2 separate regions of the Homo sapiens genome follow, and region 1 is linked to region 2. A link is a loop called in an ENCODE intact Hi-C map of the cell type or tissue named here. Cell type or tissue: tibial artery. All regions are shown on one strand. Region 1 overlaps WDTC1 (WD and tetratricopeptide repeats 1). Region 2 has its middle 1.4 kb from the start of TRNP1.

Region 1 (2,500 bases), 290 kb before region 2:
TATTGGAAACAGCTCAAATGTTGGACAATAGGGAAGGGCTGAGCATCAAGAGGATACATCTCTATGCAGTATTTATTAAAAAAAAAAACAAAAAAAACCGGCCAGGTGCCGTGGCTCACACCTGTAATCCCAACACTTTGGGGGGCCGAGGTAGGCGGATTACCTGAGGTCAGGAGTTTGAGACCACCCTGGCCAACATGGTGAAACCCCGTCTTTACTACAAAAAAAATTAGCCGGATGTGGTGGTGTGCACCTGTAATCCCAGCTGCTCGGAAGGTTGAAGCAGGAGAATCACTTGAAGCCGGGAGGTGGAGGTTGCAGTGAGCTGAGATGGCATCACTGCACTCCAGCATGGGTGACAGAGCAAACAAGACTCCATCTCAAAAAAAAAAAAAAAAAAAAAAACCACCATCCTGATAAAGGCAAGAACAAAATACTCCAGATGACATCTGATAAGAAAAAAACAGCTGCAACCATAGCTTCAAATAATGAAAAAAGAAAGTATGCAGTTCTGGGCTGGGCGCTGTGGCTCGCACCTGTAATCCCAGCACTTTGGGAGGCGGAGGCAGGTGGATCACCTGAGGTCGGGAATTCAAGATCAGCCTTACCAACATGGAGAAACCCTGTCTCTACTAAAAATACAAAAAATTAGCCGGGTGTGGTGGTGTATGCCTGTAGTCCCAGCTACTCGGGAGGCTGAGGCAGCGGTGAGCCGAGATCTTGCCACTGTACTCCAGCCTGGGCAACAAGAGCGAGACTCTGTCTCAAAAAAAAAAAAAGAAAAGAAACAAGAAAGAAAGTATGTAGTTCTATCACATAACTTTGAGGATAAAAAATATTTGGGAGTGGTGTTGAATTCTCGTGTGAGTTCAAAAAATTGAAATATCTTTTTTTTAAAATTGAAAAGTTCCTCCCTACCCACAACAAGGCTGAGTGGTAGTGTTGGGGGAGGGGCAATGTCCTACACTGAAACAGCTGATGTCCCACTTGACTTTAAATGTTCACAAAGAACAACAATTCACTCTTTCCACATAGGCTTCTCTAAGGGCCATTAGAACAAGGTCTAGCCAGGCACTGTGGCTCATGCCTGTAATCCCAACACTTTGGGAGGCTTAGGTGGGTGGATAACCTGAGGTCAGGAGTTCGAAACTGGCCTGGCCAACATGGTGAAACCCTATCTCTACTAAAAATACAAAAATCTGCCAGGTGTGGTGGTGCACACCTGTAATCCCAGCTACTTAGGAGGCTGAGGCACAAGAATCGCTTGAACCCAGAGGCGGAGGTTGCAGTGAGCCAAGATTGTGCCAACTGCACTCCAGCCTGGGCGACATTCAGAGTAAGACTCACCCTCAAAAAAAAAAAAAAAAAAAAAAGACCAAGGTCTAGATGAAATAGACATGATTTAATTATTTTAGGGACAACCAGTAGTCTTTAATCCTGTCTAGAGACGGCATACACTCAATGCACAGCAGAAATAAACTGGGGAGCCCTTGTCATGATCTTGTGGCTGCTGCCACACGCATCACACACCATAGTCACCACCAGGGGGAGCGCATGAGTTAAATACATATACATCTGCAGTGTTTCCACTACCTAAAGAAAGAAGAATCCTTTTCAGGTTGTTTTTTTTTTTTTAAATAGAAGAGGAGGCTGACAGTCTGCATGTAAGTGCCGTTCCCAAGGTCTTACCGTTAGGGAGTATCAAGACCATTATGAAATTCTGGTGTTAGAAATCAATGTCTTGTGCTCTGATGCTAAACTAATGGCTTAGGTCCCCTTCCCCAGGCCTGACTGTGCAGACTAAAATTGGACCTAAACTCTTTGCAGGGGAAGAAAGCAGTTTCCGTTAGTCATATAAGAGGTAAATCATCATTGTTCTGTCTCTAAAGGCGAGAATCATAGCTTGAGAAGAAAAAAGGGTTTAGGAAAACAAGTAGGTTTGGAGCTATCATCTTGTTCAGGTATCTTGTAATTCCTCTTGATATTAATTACGAAAATATTTCTTAGAATAGTGAGGGTTTCCGAAGGACAACTTCATTCTCACATCTATCCATTATAGAATCTCAGAGCTGGAAAGGCCCTTCCTTGCAGGCCATTTCTTCCAACTTTAAATCTTGGAGATAAAGCACCTGGCGAGTGGACAAGTGCAGGGATAGGACATTTACTCATCTCCTCCAGGGGCCCATTCTACATTTTTCAAAGAGCTCTAAGCATTAGACAGTTCTTTCTTTCCTCAGGCCCACATTTAATTCTGTGGACTTACAGCCACTAGTCCTAGGTCTGTTTTCCACAACAAAAAAACATGTCTCATGTCATTTCCAGGGCTTCAACAGAGCTTCAAAGGTCTGAAGACACTTGTAAGTCCCCTTCTCACCTCTCCTCCGCTCAACTCCCCTCCTCCAACAAATCAAAATATTCATTTCCTATGAAGGGGTAGAACAGATAAAAAGCACTGGGCACAGACTTTATTTTTATCAATTATCTCATTGAACTGTCACAT
Region 2 (2,500 bases):
CCGGTCCCCTTTCGCCTCTCCCCAAATTTTGGGTGCAAAGGGAGCCTCATCTTCCCTGGTTTGGCCCCTCAGAGTCATAAGCTCTGGTAGCTGGTGTTTAGAAATTCACGGAATCCGGTCTCCATCCGGGGGAGGGTCTTGCCTAAGGCCTCTGTGCGAAGAGAGCCTGGGCTAGAACGCAGGAGGCTTGACTCCTTGTGCCGTGCTCCTCCCACACCTCATGCTGCCCTTGGCCGAATCAGTTCTGCCCGGTCTCTCCTGGGCCATAGGGCTCTCAAGGACCCCCTTTCCCACCTCACTAGGGCAGTGGAAGGGTTAACGCAGAGGGGCGACTGCCGTCCTGGTGGGACGGGGATCTAGCTGGACTGATTCCACGATAGGTAGAGCGCTTTATTCGCAGAACAAATACCTCAGCGCTGCCGCTGAGCCTGCAAACCTTGGTGGCATCACAGAGGAGCCCCGGACCCCACGGTGTGCAAAGTTCTTTCCCTGCCCCGGCTCGTGTTTACTCCTCCCAGCCGGTGTTCCTACACATTTTAAAGAGGGGGAAACTGGCCGGGCGCGGTGGCTCACGCCTGTAATCCCAGCACTTTGGGAGGTCAAGGCGGTCGGATCACCTGAGGCCAGGAGTTCAAGACCAGCCTGAGCAACATGGCGAAACCCCATCTTTACTAAAAATAGAAAAAAATTAGCCGGTCGTCGTGGTAGGCGCCTGTAATCCCAACTACTCGGTAGGCTGAGGCAGGAGAATCGCTTGAACCTGGGAGGCGGAGGCTACAGTGAGCCAAGATCGCGCCATTGAACTCCAGCCTGGGCGACAGAGCAAGACTCCGTCTCAAAAAAAAAAAAAAAAAAAAGCCGGGGGCGGGAAGGGGGAAGGGGGGTGTGCGGGGGCGGGGAACTGACTGGCGGGGCGCGGTGGCTCCGCCACCACTTTGCGAGCCCGAGGTGGGTGGATCACCTAAGGTCAGGAGTTCTAGACCAGCCTGGCCAACATGGTGAAACCCCTGTCTCTACTGAAAATACAAAAAAATTAGCCAGGTGTGGTGGCGCACCTCTGTAGTTCCAGCTACTCAGCAGGCTGAGGGAGGAGAATCGCTTGAATTCGGGAGGCAGAGGTTGCAGTGAGCAGAGATTGTGCCACTGTACTCCAGCCTGGGCGACAGAGCAAGACTCAGTCTCAAAAAATAAATAAAAATAAAAAATAAAGAAGGGGAAACTGAGACCCTGAAGGGCAGTAGTGCTTTGCCCAATGTCTTATTGACGACTGGTGGCTGAATCCAGATTTTTGAATCTGGACAGAAATGCACGAGCTCAGCCATTCATGCCCTCTGGGGGCTCAGATACCTGGGTCTAGTCCTCTTGGTGGAGGGACGTTCTTTATGTGGGACTTTATCTGACACTTCTCATCTGGCCCTGACAAAATGATAGAATGGAACCCTGCCCACTTTTCCCCCAACAGAAATGACCCTGCCATACCAAACACTGGCTCAGACACCATGGGCCTGCCTCAGTTTCCATCTACTTGAAGGTGGCATCAGAGATGGGAGGTCTCTGTGGTGGGTGGGGGCAAGGGCCAGGGGTCCAGAAACCAGCTCTGAACCCGATTGGGAAGGACTGCAGCAGACCCTGGGCTCAGGAGGACCTGCGGAAGGTATGGCCAGTGTGACTGCTGAAGCCTGAAGAGGAGGCAGATGGCGTGCTTGCATGATGTGCAGGATGATGATAGAGCCTCATCCTCCCCCCATGAACACATGTTCTCTAACTGCTTTCAGGTGTCTTAGAGTGAGTGAGACTGAGTGATGGGGACTCGTGGGCGAGACAGTTGGGCTCCAAAGAGGCAGCTCAGAAGCGGCTGGGAGAGGAAGGCGGGTGGGTGAGAGGCGCCAGGCTCAGTGAAGAGGAAGGGTGGAGGGGTTGGGGGAGGGAGGAGGTCAGAAGCAGGGTGCCCAGTGACCAGGGGTGGTGGAGACTCAGTGAGGGGAAGGGGAGGGCTTGGGAGGATGACTCAGTCAGAGGGGAAGAAGAGCTGTTCAGTGACTGTGCTGGGGCTCAGTAGGGGGAAGGGGCTGAGTGTGTGCAAAGGTGCTGGCGGAGGCTCGCCATGGGGGAAGGGAGGTTCAGTGAGGGGCATGGGAACTCAGAGAGTTGGAGGGGCTCAGTGAAGATGAGGGAGGCTCAGGAGCTACCAGGTTGCCCCCAGCAAGGAGGCTTGCCCTGCTGAATGATGGTGTCCCTTTGAACAGTCTCTTTTGTGTCATGCAATCATAGGTCTTTCTCAGGGCAGAAGCCCCTCATTGCCATGGTGGTGGGGAGATGGACAGGTGTTTTGCCTTCATGAGGCAGATCACTGCTCCCAACTCCTCAAGGACTGATTCAGGGGAAGAAGACTAGGACTTATCTCCACCCCCAACCACTGGCCAGATCCAGAGAACCAGTCAGACCCGGGTTGAAAACCAACACACACTGCCCATCTGGGTGACCTTGGGCAAGTAATTTA

What was found. A loop is a pair of places that touch in the nucleus more often than their neighbours do. Peaks named below come from ENCODE experiments on the same cell type or tissue, not always from the same donor. Only the 100,000 strongest peaks of a DNase experiment are listed, where the experiment ranks them.
Region 1: it touches region 2 in a loop (5-fold over the local background); 4 of 110 quality-filtered maps call a loop at or near these places.

Annotation. Positions count from the first base shown.
Region 1 is chr1:27,283,902-27,286,401 of GRCh38, reverse strand. The region is part of intron 5 of WDTC1 (WD and tetratricopeptide repeats 1); the gene reads right to left. Among named protein-coding and RNA genes, the nearest start is that of TMEM222, 37 kb to the left of the region's middle. RefSeq lists a silencer at 1,538-1,617. In tibial artery, a CTCF peak has its summit at 1,539 (motif pointing right); no DNase peak of the experiment used is centred here.
Region 2 is chr1:26,991,003-26,993,502 of GRCh38, reverse strand. No RefSeq gene overlaps it. Among named protein-coding and RNA genes, the nearest start is that of TRNP1, 1.4 kb to the left of the region's middle. RefSeq lists enhancers at 39-198, 1-451, 452-953. In tibial artery, no CTCF peak of the experiment used is centred here; no DNase peak of the experiment used is centred here; H3K4me3 peaks cover 405 bases; H3K27me3 peaks cover 1,720 bases.